2 separate regions of the Homo sapiens genome follow, and region 2 is linked to region 1. The links are chromatin loops, found by intact Hi-C in ENCODE. Cell type or tissue: mammary epithelial cell. All regions are shown on one strand. Each heading gives the region's core, and the rest is flanking DNA. Links, peaks and the distances in the headings are about the cores only.

Region 1 (8,334 bases), core at 103-8,102:
TCTCAGGAGCCACGGAGACACATCCATCCCTTCACCACCTCATGGGTATGCAGAGTAAGGAGGCACTGGGTCACTTAGCCCAAGCAGTGGTTCTTGAAGTGTGGTATGGGGACCCCAGGGGTCTTAGAGACTCTTTTTTGGGGTAGGCCACAAGATCAAAACTATTATCATGATGCTAACATGTCAATTTCCCTTTTCACTCTTACTCTCTCATGAGTGTAGACTGGTGTGTTCTGGAGGCTACATGATGTGTGATGTCGCAACAGTTTGAGTGCAGAAGCAGGTATGAGAATCCAGCTGTCTTCTCTTATGCCAGACAGGAAAGAGACTTGCAAACATGTAAAATGCTGTCATTATGCTTCCTGATTTTTTGAAAAATAGTTATTTTTCATAAAATATATAATTTATGTTAGCATATAATGAACTTATTTTTAAAAATGTATTATTAGGTAGTTTTAAAATTTCCAATAACCCCCATAAACTAAAGTTTGCTGGATTTTTCAGTATTTTCTAAGAATGTAAAGGAATTCTGAGACCAAAAATTTGAGAACTACTGACATTACTGAGTCTATAGAGCACCCCACATCATGTGGCATCAGGGGATCTGGGCCACTTTATATGCTCACTCTTGACATTTACAGAATGAGCAAATGGGTCTGGATTTGAATTAGGCTATTTTGAATTTAAGGGGACCTTACAGTCAAGAAGATATATTTTAATTATAAATGTATAGATTATGTAAGAAAAAAAAGCACCTTCAGCTATGAGTAGGGAAAAATAACTTTTATGTACTCTCTTATTTCAGAGATACTGGATTTCTGAATCCAATATTTACTGTAAGTCTTCTCTGAGCCTTCAATATGAACATTAGAAGTATTGTGAATCTCCCAGAGAAATACACTACGCTGTATTTTCCAGACTTATTTGATCATAAACTTTTTTAGGGATGACTTGCAGAGCTAATGTTCCAAGGAACGCACTTTGGGAAAATGCTTTACTCAGCAAAAGGATGAACTGCTCCAAAGACCTGAGAGCTGCTCAATGACTACAAGCCCAACTGCTTGCTCCAGTGCGAGAACAGGGAGGGCTGGCTGTGCCCTGTACTCTGGGGGTGCCCGGGTGGGTCTGGTGGAGGGTGGAGTGGGCCAGGAAGCATTCAGCCTAACCTGATGGTGAACAATGTAGCAGAGGGGAGAGAGAGGTGATTCTGGAGCCCAGGGCTGGCCTGGGTAGAGAGCAGAAATAGAATAGAAGCTTTTTAGATCTCGTGAGAATGTGGGATACTGGGGATGGGAGGGGAAGAGCAGCGCGGAGATGGGACAATGATGCTGTAAGAGATGAGAAGCCCAAGGCAGGTCTCACCTGCCTTACCCACCCAGTCACAGTGCAGGGAGTTGGAATGGAATGAGAGCTAGTCCATAAACCATCATTCTCAGCAAACTAACACAAGAACAGAAAACCAAACATCGCATGTTCTCACTTATAAGTGGGAGTTGAACAATGAATGAGAACACATCACACACCAGGGCCTGTCGGGGGGTGGGGGGCTAGGGGAGGGATAGCATTAGGAGAAATACCTAATGTAGATGACAGGTTGATGGGTGCAGCAAACAACTATGGCACGTGTATACCTATGTAACAAACCTGCACATTCTGCACATGAATCCCAGAACTTAAAGTATAAGAAAAAAACAAACAAAAGAATAGGGCATCCATGCTTACTCTCCCAAGAGACAAGGCTGCCAAGAGGAGCTCCTGTCCCTCTTTCCCTGTGCTCCCCAGCAGAGGGCCATTGCTGATCTGATAGGTGACAGCCTGACACTGCACTGTCACTTGGGGTGGGCTTTCTAACCTCCCTTTACTGGGTTTCCTCACCTGAAGAATGGAGTTGACAATAGCGCTTTCCTCTTTACCTCCCAGTGAGGTCATTTGCCAGAGGATCTTGCTCAGTGCTTGAGGTGGAAGCATGGACAGCTGATGGTGGTGGTGTTATTTCTTGGGCCATGTTTCATCCCTGGGCACTGGGCTGAAGGCTGGCCACCCTCTTGGGTTTTGTTCCCATGTGTAAGCACATGACTGGGTGGGGAGGTTAGCTCACACCTCACTGGATTTGGCTGTCCGAAGTTCCATCTGGGGAAGGGAGGAGAGAAGTGGGAAAACCAACTTCAACCTCAGGTTCAGCCATGTTCTCCAAAGAACTTGCTTGAAGCTTTGTCCCTTGGGGTGATGGGTGCTGGCCCAGGCTAACCTGGTGGGACTTCTGCCCTCAGTGTGTGTTAGCCCTGAGGCACTGGTGACAGCCCCTTCTTATCTACTCCCGTGAAAGAGTCCTATTTCACATATTGAGATTCAGTTTGGTCCAGAAGTTTGGATGTGCTGGGGTTTCTGAAGGCCCAGACATACCTTAGGGCTGAGACCAGAACTGCAGAGGAATACACCCAGGGGTCACGTGGATTAGAACACTATCAGCTTTCTCACTCCTGAGGTGGATTTGGGAACTATAGCTTGAACCAGAACAAAAATCAGTCTTCTATAGATACCTGGGTTAACTGAACTCACCCAACCAAAACTTGAGGCCTCCGTGCAGTGCAGCACCAGCCAGGATAGTCTGCCCTGCGAGGGAGGCCAGATGCTCCGGCCCTTTGCTGGGCAGCTGGGCTCCTTGAGCTTACTTTGTTTCTCCTAGTCTCATGAGATGATCCCTCCTTTGCCCCTGAAGAAGAGTGAGGAGTGAACAGTGAAGACAAAGATACAAGGTTTCATTCCACATCTTCCAGAATGTCTGTGCTTCCCTTTTTATAGACTTGCAGGGCTATGAGTGAGTCCTTATTGGAGATGGTCTTTGGTGGTAGGGCCCTTCCCTCCCTTTGAGGCAACAGCCCTTTCCCAGCTGAACTGCCTGGCCTCCTGCCCCTGCTCCTGCCCAGCAGAGTTGCTCCTTGAGGCTAAGCGAGGTTGGAGGGGTGGGGAGGTGCAGTGGGATTGGCCCGTACAGGGGAGGGCCTCTCTTCTGGGTTCTTTTGATTCCATGAAGTGTTTAGTCACAGGTCTGGACTCGGAGCATATTTTGTGAACAGGCCATTTGATAGTTTTCTTTTCGAAGGCATCAACTTTGATTTGCGCCAACATGCTATTTTCCTAGTAATCTTTGCTAAGGCAACGTTAAAATGGATTTGTATTATTTGAGCCTAATTTGGCTGGGAAGCTGGTAGGAAGCTGGAGGGGGATTCCTGGCTGGGAGAGGGTTTGTCACAAGGGTTGACTTTAGCATAAACATCAAGGCTGGAGGGGACGGCTGTTCTGCTTCCTTAGGGAGGCAGGAACAGCTAATGGGGTCTCTGGAATCCAACAGATTCATCTGGCAATCCCCAATTGAGGTGACCTTGGGCCACTTTATAGTTCTGAGGACAGTTTTCTCTTGGACATTGTTTTAGGGTTGTTATGAAGATTAAATGGGATAATGTGGTTAAAGCATACAGTACTGTCCTTGATATCTTACATCCTAGCAAATACTCATCAAAAGATTATTATTATTATTTTTAGGAGTGATCAAAAGGCTGAGATTTCTTTCATCTTCACCCCAAACCGCTGAGAGAAACTTGTTTTTTTGTTTGTTTGTTTTGTTTTGTTTTGGTTTTGTTTTTTTGTCTCTTCCTCTTGACTTTCTTCCTGTACTCACGTTCCCTGGCTTTCTCTGTAGTCTGCATCCCACCATTCTCATGTATTTCCTTTGTTTAAAGTTAACCCAAAGTTTAGCTTGAGTACATCTTGTTCTATTGGGCTTTCCTTGACAGCTCAACCCAGACTTGGTAGCTGCTAACTGCTCCGATGGACTCAGGAATGTTACAAATTCTTGGGGGCAATGGCAGACGTGTCAGCCCCAGATTACCCCACAGTGCCCAGAACATTGAAGGAAGATTGCCACAGACATACAGTGAGTCGCAGCGACTCTCATCTGGGTGGCTGAGGGAGGCAGCTGCTGCCTCAGCCTACATGGCTTGCCAGTCAGGAGCACACAGAGCTGTCTCTAGGGAGCTACTTTTTAAGGTCAGGTGTTGGCCATACATGGTTTATCATTATTTTTGTTTTTAGCTATATAACCTTTGCTAAAATGATCTCAGGTGGACATGGAATATAGAAAGCAGCGCACAGTGGGCTGCTCTTGGTGCAGTGGGGAGAGGCACCTGGCATCCCTCCCCTTGACTTTCGCACTTCTGTGGACTCCCCATGGCTCTACCCCATGGAGATTGGAAGCTACCAGGAGGGTGGGGCTTCTGACCATAGATTGCTGATGGTTACTGGCTTTCCGTGGTTAACTTTTACACTATGACATGGAGCCTGACTGCTGAGGACTCCTACCTCTAGGACAACTTGAGCTTGAGAAGTTTCATCCAACCTTACTTATCTTTCATGCCTAGGAGCCCTGGGTACTATGGCTTCTGCCCAAGCATGGGAATAATACAACACGTCTCCAGCTTGGAGCATACATTCATAGGAACCGAAGAAATAAAAGTGCAGAGGTCATCTATCATCTTGGGCAGAGACTGAGAGTGACTTCCTCCTATCCACCCCCTCCTTTTCCTTACTAACACAACCTACATGAGTAGAGGTGGCAATAGGACCTGGTAAAGATTCCTTTTCCAAGTGTCTCTTATAGATAGGAATGGCCAATGAGATGTATGGGCAGGGATTCAAGGAAAGCTTTTTTAGGGGTTTTGACTCAATTGCCAAGCTCCACTTTCCCAACTCCTTTCTCTTTGTTGAGGAATGAGGATGTGATGGTTGGAGCTCCAGCAGCTAGCCAGGAAGCCATGAGGATGAGGGTCCTACCCAAAGAGTAGGATAAAGCTTACTTTATGCCATGAGGGCATTTGTGGAACCCCATACTAGGAAGACAGACATTAGACTTTCTGTGGTCATCTCTTTATGTGGTAGAGGAAAAAACTACAAATAAAACCTCTTACAACTTGTCTTGTTGAAGCCTCAATTTTGGAATTTTTTTTTTTTTTTTTACTGCCAGCCAAATGCAGTTTCTCAGTGATGATATATCATCACCACACTCACTGATGTGGCCTCAGAGGACAATATTTGTAGCTTCAGGTGGTTTAGCATCAGCTTTTCTCCAATTAAGATGTTATATATCGACAGACCTGATTTCAATACCACTCCACCTCTCCTCTGATAGCCTTTTCCAAAGCAGTGTTAATTTTCAAAGAAGTGATTAAAAGGTTACGCAGAGATGAGAGGAAAATGAAAAATGAGAACCTCACCATTTGCAAGCTGAATAAACACACCATTATCTTTTGACCACAGTGAGAGACAAGAAGGAGACTGCTGGTCACTGTGGCCAGCCATAATCACAGTGATTTTGGTGGACACATATTTCATCCAGCCTTACTTATCTTTCATGTCTAGGAGCCATGGGAATAATACAACACAGGTCTCCAGCTTGGAGCATACTTTCATAGGAACCGAAGAAATAAAAGTGCAGAGGTCATCATTCAGTGATAGAACCTCCTGGTTTTTGTTTTTGTGAAGGCTCAAAATGCTTCCCTCATAGCACAACACAACCATTTCTACGATGGCCAGGACCCCTCCTGTGATCATCATTTCTAACCTGGAACCCATGAGGATTGAATCCTTTCCTCTGGTCCCCAGGAAACTGGGCACACCTCACTAGGTTCATTCTCACCTCTGGAAAGGAGAGAGCTGCCCTGGGTTGTGCTGGCACAACCACTGACTCTGGAGATCCGAAATAAAGACCCTAGAGGGGTTTCGTCCTCCCTGAAGTCATTTTATTAGATTATTACTCAGTGGGTGGCAGCTCCTCAAGGCCTTGGAAGCCAAACACATTACATTTCATTGCCAGCAAATAAAGGCACATTTCAGGGGGCTTCTGGGGAGTGAGTTAATAGTTATAAGGGATTTCTGAAGGAAGAATTGGATATGTTCCCACTGATCTCAGAATTACACCTTTGACCCAGCATAAGTTGTGTTTTATTTTCTAAGACAATGCATTGGTCAGCTCTGGAATCACTGGATGTGAATGGAGGGTGAAATAGCTCATCATATCATTAAGTCTTTATCAAAATTACCCCAAGCATTGGATGGGGCTTTAATAATGAAAGAGCTAGTTATGGCTCATGCAAACGATTATGACAGCACAAAATGCTTTTTAGTGATTTCGTTAGAATTAGGCAATAGCGATAGGCACAAACAGCCACTTCGGGGACATGCCAGCTGCTTCCAGCAAAGCTGCTGACATGAAAACAGGGAAAGGCACTAAAACAGACACAATCCAAGTCATAATCTGCTCGCTAATAATTTCCTTTTTGTGTCTGCAGCCTTTAAGGATTGTCCTGAATAAGGGTATTCATAAGGACAGAGAGTTAAGTCAAGCCATTACGCTGGGGCACAGCAAACTGCTATCACGAGGATGAATAAGGCTGGAGACCAAAGACAAGACTGATTAAAGGGTGGCGGAACTGATGAGTCCCAGCTGAGAAGCGTTCCTCTGTGTGGGTGGCAGCCCGTGCTGCACATGGTCTCTGAGGCCCAGTCCAGTTCTTGGCACAGGCCAGCAAAGGGCAGCTGTGTATCAGCGGTGGAAGCTGCCCCATGGAATTCCAAACATCATTTTTATCTTTGCTGCCCGCTAACTCCCTTCCCAGTTGCACACTAATTAAAGACTTTGGTTCCTCCACAGCAACGATGCCTTTTACCTGCCACAAAGTTCTCCTTTGAATTCAAAGTCTGCCCTGCATTTGTAACATTAAAAAAACCCCATTAGCTGCTCTGCCTCTGATTTCACTGACCTGTTTGTTTTTCTGCTGACATCTTTCTGGTGCTTTGATGAAGGGGCTTCGCTCCCACACTCCGTCCTGTGGCTTGGGAAGTACTGAGATGGGTGAGGTGCTTATTTACACAACTCTTTGGATCGTTAGGTAAAAGGGGTGACACACTTCTCACTCTCAGCAACATGTTGAGACAGGTGCCTGAGTGTTGCTTCTTAACTTACCTTCTTGTCAGCACACACCTGAATCTGTACAATCATAGCTCATCCAAAAGGACACCCCCTGTAGTGCTTTCCAAGTGTATATTTTCCAGAATTCTGTTTAAACTTAACTTGGTAGGCTGTGTATAGAACTACAAAGGCATTTTGTGCTCAAACCTTTTGTGTAAGAAACTATGTTTTCTAGGCCAGGCATAGTGGCTTACACCTGTAATCCCAGCACTTTGGGAGACCGAGGCAGGCGGATCACCTGAGGTTGGGAGTTTGAGACCAGCCTGGCCAACATGGCGAAACCCCGTCACTACTAAAAATACAAAAATTAGCCAGACTTGGTGGCAGGTACCAGTAATTCCAGCTACTCAGGATGCTGAGGCAGGAGAATCACTTGAACCTGGGAGGTTGGAGGCTGCAGTAAGCCCAGATTGCGCCACTGCACTCCAGCCTGGGCAACAGAGTGAGACTCCATCTCAATGGGGAAAAAAAAAAAAGGAATTATGTTTTGTTTATTTTTCTTAACTCATGGGAGACTAATAATCAAAATTTTGATTCTAGTTCATAAAACTAAGTCTCAGACAATGTTGTGTATTTCCTTACTGATTTTTGAAGAAATTTTTTTTTATTGAGGCAAATTGTATATACAATGAAATGAAGATCTTATGTGTACATTTTGATTTTGTTTGTTTGTTTGTTTTGAGAGAGTTTTGCTCTTGTTGCCCAGGCTAGAGAGCAATGGTGTGATCTCGGCTCACTGCAACCTCTGCCTCCCAGGTTCAAGCAATTCTCCTGCCTCAGCCTCCCGAGTAGCTGGGATTACAGGCATCTGCCACTACACCCAGCTAATTTTTGTATTTTTAGTAGAGATGGGGTTTGGCCATGTTGGCCAGGCTGGTCTCAAACTCCGGACCTCAGGTGATCCACCCATCCGGCCTCCCTAAGTGCTGGGATTACAGGTGTCAGCCACCATGCCCAGCCTATTTTGATGAGTTTTGATCAAGGTATACCCCTGTGTAACTGCCACCCCAACCTAGATACAGAACATTTCCATCGCTTAGCTCTCTAGTCAATACCTAGGGCAACCATGATTCTGACTTCTACCACCTCTTCTTGAATCAGTCATGCTTTATGTTCTCTTTTCTGCAACTTTCTCCTGCGTTTGAGCAGCATATTTTTGAGATTCATCCATGTCTCTGTACTGTGGCTCATTCTTTTTATTGTAGATTAGTATTCTATTACATGAATATACCATAATTTTATCTATTCTTGGATATAACTTTTGTTTATCCATTCTTCTGTTGGAGATTTGGGTTGTTTCTAGTTTTTGG
Region 2 (8,334 bases), core at 51-8,050, 58 kb before region 1:
ACCCTCCCAGTCAAATGGATTGGAAGCAAAACCCAGACTGCCTGTATTTCAATTCTGACCTCAGAACTCACTAACTGCAAGTTGATCTACCACTCTGTGCCTCAGTCTCTCCATCTGTAAAATGAGGATGATGAAAGTACCTGTCTCAAGGGGTTGCTAAAAGATTAGAACACACACACACACACACACACACACACACACACACACACACTGCTTCTTCAATTGTAACTAGCTGGAGTAGGTACTCAGGGAAATGTGAGCAATTGATATTGTCTTATTGTCACGTCTCCACCTGCAGAAATGGGATCTTTCCATTTTTGGGAGCTAGCATTGCTTCCTTGCTGATGGGGATGGATGGTAGAAAAAAATCCCTTTGCTATCTACAAAGGAACATGACTAAGAGACATTTCCAGTGGGAAGATGTGATCTCTCCCCTCCTTTTAACCTTTTGTGTTAAATAAAACACAGATACAGAATATGGCATAAAACAAGTGGATTCTAAATAAGGCCAAAATTCTTGTAACGAATATCTGTGTTGGAAGACAGAAATTTGCCAGCTACCCAAGGAGTCCTCCATTGCTCTGCCCAAACTCTACCCCCTTTTCCTTCCCCAAGAGTGGAAGGAATGCTTATTATATCCAGAAGTGCTCCATTTTATTGTTTTCTTTAGGGCAAAAAAGGTGGCATTGTGGTGCTGTTCAATCATGACTCTCTTATGTCATCTAGAAAACAGAAGGATCCATGTCTCCTTCATTTATTTATTTATTTATTTTTGGGGGGTGGGAGGGGGAGGAAAGAAGTCTGATTTCTAAAGGAAAGGGTTTAAGTAGGAAGTTGTAAATATTACCTTTCTTTTTGCAGCTATGCATACTATCACCTGTAAGAGTGCATAGATCTTGGTGTATGTTGCTTAAAGAAAATAGACAATAGTCACAGTCCATTAAAATCCCATCTGCTTTCTATAAAATGGAAAAGTCATTACTGCTGAGTCAGGGGGTCTCAGACCCATGTTGAGGAAGACATCACCTACTGATTCTTTACATCATTGCAGCTTACAAAGGATAGAGTCACCCCCTTATTTTTCTACCAGGTCAAGTGCTTTTTACACCAAACCATGCTTCTCCCTCAACAGCTGTTGGTATAAAACATTCCTATTGCTATTTTGAATGATGCTGAAAAGAATACAGGGCCCAGCTGTCTGGTTACGGTATTAATTGTAAGATCTAGAAAGGCAGAGGCTGGGTGGATGTGGAAAACTGGGACTTCAGACTTGAGTCACAGAGGCAGGGAACATGCATCCCCGGGGAATGGGTTGTGGAAGAGAAACAGAGCTTAATGGAGGAAACTATTCATTGATGGGGCAGGCAGTTGGAAATAAAGACCAGGAAGCACAATTTGAAATATGGGCTTGTGTATCTGTTAGTATTAGCTTCATCTGCATAGAATAGAAAACCCAAATAAAGGTGGTTTAAATACAATAAAGCTAGTTTCTCTCTAGAGGTATGCAGTCCATAGCTGGCATGTGGGTTCCATGACTGTTAGGAACCCAGACTTCTACCTTCCTGCTTTGCCATCCTTAGCAGGTGAGGTACGTCACCTGCTTTGGGTTCAGGATGGCTGCTGACACACCAGCCATCACATCCAGGTGTTAGGCAAAAGGATGCAGAAAAAAGGTCAACAAGGTGTGTCTTGAAGCAGGGTAGCTTTTTAAAGTAGCCATCCCAGAAGCTACACCTGACAACTTCTGCTTCATTGAGCGTACCTAGCTGAAAGGCAGGCTGAGAAATACAGACTTGGCTTCCTGGAATAAACTGAGATTCTCTTGGAAGGGTTGCCAGAGACAATGAACATGGAGGTGGGGCAGCCTGTCCTCTTTTCCACATATGTTGAGGCAGTAAAGCCTCATGGTTAACCGTGGAGCCTCTAATGCCAGATTACTTGAGTAAGCATCTGGGCTCTATCACCTACTAACTGTGTGATCAATGACAAGACACCTAACATTTCTAAGACACAGTTTCCTCATCTGTGAAATAAAGAAAGTAATCAAGACTCCCGCAAAGGCTTGTGAGAGTCTGATAATGATGTAGATGCAGAGTGCTTAGCACAGTGTTTGGCACCCAGAAAGCAGCTCAAAGTGACAGCTATTACTAGGATTCTGATTTAAAGGGCTTGGGAAGCAAAGTTTCAATAACGTTTATAACATATGATAAAAATTAAATCCCATTCAAACAAACATGTCATCCAAAAAGTATGATGGAGGGGTTCCCAAATCTGGATTGGTGACTCCTTTTAAGTGCAGTTTCCATAGGACTAAATGATTTGAGGTTCCTTGCATTCCCGTATGGGGGGTGTGAACAGTTTGAGAGACTCTCTGTGAACTTCGGGGACATGGGTCTTTCCTGACCCAATTGCTGCCAACCTGGTGAAGATGGAAGGAAAGATGCTGCCCTGACCACACTCAAGCGGGCCAGGCCACCACAGAAGCTCTGCGGCTGGACGTTCTGCTCTCAGACTTGCCCTGTACCCACTCCAGGAGTAAGCCTCTGCTGGTTCCATTTTTTTCTGAGCTTCAGACCATTCTGCTTAGATCATCAGCCTCCTTTACCTCTCTGGAAAGCTCTTTGTATCCACGTTTTGGTGGTCCTGGTTTCTCCTGGGTTCAGGGACCCACCCATTTTAGTCTGCACTTCCCAAAGTGTGTCCTTAGGAACATTAATCTCAAACACGATTCCATTATCAACTATGTGTGGGAAGCACTGTATACTCTAGTCTCACTCTGGGAAGTCAAAATGCACATTAGCATATTAAAGGATCTGAGAAGTCCTGCAAAGAAATACTATTAATCAACCCAATGTTTCCTACTTACGGACTGAGAAAGCTTGGCTTAGAGGTCAGCTTTAGGAGGGTGTGTCCTGAACATCTCAAATTTCCTATAATTCCTAGTCAAATATGCTTTTCTCTCATATGCAGTTTTCTTGTTCCTGGTGGGAGTGGGTGGGGGCAGGGAACTCCTACTGAGTCCCTCTTTTCAGCCAAGGAGATATCTAAGGTTTAAATCCCATTTGCAGATCTGAGATGATCATTATTTTCTTGAAACCAATAAATGATGCATCTTTTCTGGGTGTCTCTTATAAACTCTTCCTACTTTTTTATATTCTCTGCTTATTATAAGAAATGAGATCACGGTTATGAAAGCTGCTTTATCAACCTTTAAATGCTGTATAAATGTTAATTGTCACTGTTACAATGACTCACTCTGGTGCTCCAATCCCTTTCTCCCTGGGATGCAGCATTTACAGAATTGTAGTTTCATAATATAAAAATAATTGAAACCTACACAAATAGTAATAGCCATTTATATTACAAAAGGGTCCGTTCTGTTAGTGTAATAAGAAAATGACTGTAAAGTACATCATCAGTTCTCTGTCAAATGCAGGAAGAAAGAAGTGTAGACATCACTCCCCCTTGAATCCTGAGGTTATATCCAGACACGCAAATCCAGAAACTTCCACGCCGACACGTCCAGACACTCAGAGCTGCCTCCTGCCTGCCCTCAAACCTCCAGGGTCAGATCCTCTAGTTACCCGCAGCTCTGCAGTGGAGCTTTCTTCAGATCACTTCAAAATGGAGATAGTAAACACCAGCTGAGGCTTGATTTGCCCAAGCTCCCAAACAATGGACTCTTCCTTGTTTGTTTTGAGAAGTTTGAACTTGGCTCTGCCTTTCCTGTAGACCGCAGCAGTTTTCACAGACACAGCCATACAAATATTGTATGATTCCACTTATAGGGGGTACCCAGAATAGGCAAAGTCACAGAGACAGAAAGTAGGGTAGAGGTTACCAGAAGCTGAGGGGAAGGAAGAAGGAGGAGTTATTGTTTAATGGGCATGGAGTTTTTGTTTGGAATGATGAAAATGTACTGGAAATGGATGGGGGTGACAGTTGCACAGCACTGAATCATTCAATTAAAAAAAAAGCTAAAGGGTAAATGTTATGTTATATATATATATATTTTGCCACAATAAACCAGAGCAAACAATGACAACAATAACATATTTGATATCAATTCCCCCAAAATGGTGTCATCCCCTGGGGACAGCTCCTAATCTGTGTTGTGTGGCAGCGACATGGTCATGGGAGGGAGGGTGAAGTGGACAGGATCTCCAGTCCTGGGAGAATGAGCCCCATATGGGAAGACCCAGCCAGGAGTGCCCGTCAGGCAGCTGCAAGCATCTCCTAGCACTGAGAGCTCGCGTGGGTTTGGACATCAGCAGGAAGGCTCAGCTCATCTTTCCTAGGTACCTTTCTTACTTCTGAAGACAAACCGAAAAGTTTTTTTCTTTTGACAGAGGCTAGAAAGTGTTAGAAAGCTGTCCTGGTTGAGCAGGTCTGCTTCAGTCTAAGGACTCCGTGAGAGGTGCGTGGGATCACAGAAAGCCAACTTTGAGAAAGTAGAAGCACAGTGGAGTCTACTCAGGAAACACAGCATTTCTGGGGTCTTTCTGTTGGTGAGGGAAGGAGACAGGTTGCTTACTGGAAAGAGTTTAAGACAGCGGCCTCTAGGTGGTGCACAGACCGTGATAAATACCTGAGAAGAGGATGAGATTTTTGTCAGTGAATCAAGCTTCATGGCTCAGTTCAGAAGCAGGGGATTTTTGTAAGGATGCTACTCCCTGCCCCAGCTGAAGGCAAGCCCTAAATATGAACCTCCTGGAGTCGATTTAAAGATGGCAGAGCTTTGATCATCTTGATGACAATGGGGGGAAGGCATCACAGCTCCCTGAGGATGCCGCGGAGCCATCAGCTGTGGCCTTTCCCGCCAGGAGGGAGGTGAAGTGCGCCAATGGAAACATTCAGTGCTCGGAGAAGAAAAGGCCTATTGTTACTCCCGGGAGGGTGTCAGTGGGGGCGCTGGCTGAACGCAGTGGTGGAAGGGGTGATCTCTCAGCCGTCAGGAGAGAATGCATTCAGGCCCTCAGCTCTAGGAGTGTGTTTTTCCCCCCTCCTCTTTTCAAGCCTGTATCATCTCAGCAAGTGCCTCAAGTGAGCAGCAGACAGGACAGAGGCCAGCCACTGGGGAGGCAGGGCTGGAGGAGCAGGCAGCTCCTCTCACCCTCCCAGGGCCATTCTCATGCAACACACAACCAACACGCACACATGCAAAGCCCTGTGAGGACAGACTGACATGGCCTGGAGAGTGCGGCAATCCATTGCTGCAGAGAGTGGAGCAGGCGGCGCTCACTCTCAGTGCCCAGGTTAGTTCTGTTTTTCTCCATTACACCACAAGGGCTCAGTCACTTCACCTATGCTGAGCAGGTCTATTCATGATTCTGTGCAAACTGGGAGCACTTAGCTAGTTGGTGACATGCATTTACGGGAGGCCCTCCAAGGGCCCCATGCTTGACTCAAGGCAGTGGTGAGGTGCAGAGGAAGCAGAAACTTCTGTCTCAGGCTTCAGGAGGGTACAGTCTGGAGCTACACTACCCATTATGGTAGCCACTGGCCATATGTGGCTATTTAAATTAAAAGTAGCTAAAACAAAAAATTCAACTCCTAAGTTGAACTAGCCATGTTTCAAGTGCTCAGTAGCCACATTTGGCCAGTGGCTACCATACTGGACAGCACAAAAACCATTTCCATCCTTGCAGAAAGTTCTGCTGGACAGTATTGTGGCATTTTGGGCATCTATGGGAACGATATAAGGCCACTTACAAAGGTGGAAATTAAGAGCAAATCAATGGGGGGAAATTAAGGCTCAGACGAATTGTGTCTTCCAGCCAGTAAGTGGTCTTCTGATTTCTACTCCAGAGTTTAGAAGCATCCTGAGGATGGTCTTGACCCTAATACATGAAATGTTTGCATTTGGGGTGGGGAGTGGGGTTGAGCACTAGTGTGGTGGTGGTGGGTTAGCTATTGGAATAGATTTCAAGGTAACTAGAAGCACGCTCTCTAAGCTGTAGCCCCCCAGATATGTGAGTGATTCATTTCTGGTTTCACTTCATCTGTGGTATTCTTCCCCACCTTCTGCCTTCCTCTCTCTTACTGTATTTACTCTCTCTTACTCCCTCTTATTGTATTTACTATGTGTCAGGGGCTGGGCTAAGTGCTTTCACACATCTCATTTAATTCCCACCACCTTCTGTGAATTGGAATTGCTGCCTATCTAAGCAAGAGATCCATTTCCTCTCCCCAAATATGACTCCTGCTCTCCCCAGCCCTTGGCTGTCCCAGTAAGAGGACTGCACTCCCAGCTCCAAGGGAGGGCTTCACTGATCCAAAAGGAGTCTTTTGTGATCAACAGGCTGAGGAACACAGCTCAAGGCCAATCTCCTTGCCACAACAATTTGTTGAGAAATGAGGTGTGACTTCTTTGGGCCAATAGGAAACAAGAGGAAGTTAGCTAAGTGCTTCTGGGAAAGAAGTTTGCTTTATCTTAAAAGAGAGTTACTAGAGATGTGTCTTTCCACTGACTTCCTAGTGTATGGATATAAGACCTCATCCATTTCTGTGCTGCTCAATACATAGCAGAGAGAAGAGCCAAGAACTCGCAGAGAAAGGGTGCGGGAGGGCCTGGAAGGGGCTATGGCTGGTGCTCTGGGCTCAGTGATGCCAGCCAGTCAACCCCTTTGTTGTTTCAGCATTTAGCCTTAGGCTTTCTGGGATTGCAGCCCACAAAACACCAAATGATCATTCCCTTCTGCAGATAATGAAACTCGGGCTAAGAGAATTTGATAACTTGCCCAGAACTACCTAGCTAGGAAAAGGCAGAGCCGGGTTAGAAATACAGATATCCTTGACCCCAGACACATGCTCTTTTGTTTATCACACTGTTTCTTCTCTGCATGAACCATGCTGGTATTTCAAAGGACCTAGGGGAGAAACCATGAAGACAAAACTGAAGAAATCAGACCTCTGAGGCCCCAAGAATACTCTTTTACCTCGAATATTACCTGAGAATGCTCTGATAGTCTGGTTTTTATAGGTAATTGCAAACCAGACTTTAAAAATTCATTGGCAGCTAGAGTTGATGGTCCTATTTATTTCTTGCTTTTTCCCAGGGCCCTTAGGGAACTCTTTTGGGCTTTTGGCTTTTTTTTTTTTTTTAAGAGTGGATGAGAAACTTCTAGACAGAACTGCTGAAATCCCTGCCTTTCACCAGGTGAATTAAATTAAATACCTTAGCTCTTTTAAGCGTTCAGCCAACTGAGCTCCTGGGCAGCCAGATCTCACCTTTACCCTTTGCTTTTATTTATTGCATATCCAGGGAGTTTGCTGGTAAACCAGCAGGTGACTCGACTCCCTTCAATGTTGGAAAGCTGTGGTTGCTGCCTTAGAGACTTTTCAGTCTTTCAGAATTCAGTCAACAACCCCGGGGAGGGCTGTGATTCTGTCTTTGTCTCTTTGTCACTCTTCTGGCATCTCTCAGCTCCCTCCCCTAATGGTGCCCTTGACCTTATTTAATGAAGGTCATCCTTCTTGCAAATATCACTTTAAACATATCAGGCACTGATCAACTGAGAGATTTCCTAGCAGAAAGGTCACAGCTGAAAAGCATCATCTTTCCCTGCTCCCCTTAGCAATTGCTCTGGAGGAGATGCCTTGGGGGAGGCGGAAGTTGCCCACACAGGAAAGCCCTTGGAGTCTGTTGGATTAGCATCAGCTGCACTCCTGCTGCTGCACAAAACAGGAGCACGGCTGAAACAACACTGCCTTCGAGAACTTTTGTCTTGGCCCTGGTGGAAATGCTAGCAGTGGAACATATCTGTATCTGTACCAGGTTGCAGCAACCTCAGTTCTTGCCTCCTCCTCAGAAGAAAGAATTTGACTGAGGAGCGTAAGACAGAAGGAGAGACCGAGGGAGTTTTAGAGCAGGAGTGAAAGTTTATTAAAAAGCTTTAGTTAGCCCTGTGTGGTGGTGGGCACCTGTAACCCTAGCTACTCTGGAGGCTGAGGCAGGAGAATCACTTGAACCTGGGAGGCGGAGGTTGCAGTGAGCCGAGATTGCACCACTGCACTCCAGCCTGGGCGACAGAGCGAGACTCCATCTCAAAAAAAAAATAAAAGCTTTAGAGCAGGAATGAAAGGAAGTAAGGCACACTTGGAAGAGGGCCAGGCGGAATGGCTTGAGTGGCTACATGCCCTGTTTGATCTTTTGACTTGGGGTTTTATATGTTGGCATACTTCTGGGGTCTTGTGTGTTACTTCTCCCGATTCTTTCCTTGGGGTGGGCTGTCTGCATGCTCAGTGGCCTGCCAGGGCTTGGGAAGGGAACATGTAGTGTGTTAACTGGAGTTGTACGCATGCTTACCTGAGGCATCCTCCCTTACTAGGCTA

What was found. Hi-C counts contacts between places; a loop is a spot of excess contacts. Peaks named below come from ENCODE experiments on the same cell type or tissue, not always from the same donor. Only the 100,000 strongest peaks of a DNase experiment are listed, where the experiment ranks them.
Region 2: a loop joins it to region 1, with 2.6 times the contacts of the local background. A loop is called at or near these places in 10 of 110 quality-filtered maps.

What each region holds. Positions count from the first base shown.
Region 1 is chr2:158,684,498-158,692,831 of GRCh38, reverse strand. The region is part of intron 1 of PKP4-AS1 (PKP4 antisense RNA 1); the gene reads left to right. Among named protein-coding and RNA genes, the nearest start is that of PKP4-AS1, 46 kb to the left of the region's middle. In mammary epithelial cell, for the core only: no CTCF peak of the experiment used is centred there; DNase peaks (open chromatin) are centred at 3,911 and 6,981.
Region 2 is chr2:158,742,042-158,750,375 of GRCh38, reverse strand. No RefSeq gene overlaps it. Among named protein-coding and RNA genes, the nearest start is that of PKP4-AS1, 11 kb to the right of the region's middle. RefSeq lists enhancers at 4,567-5,067, 5,068-5,568. In mammary epithelial cell, for the core only: a CTCF peak has its summit at 4,548 (motif pointing right); no DNase peak of the experiment used is centred there; H3K27me3 peaks cover 148 bases.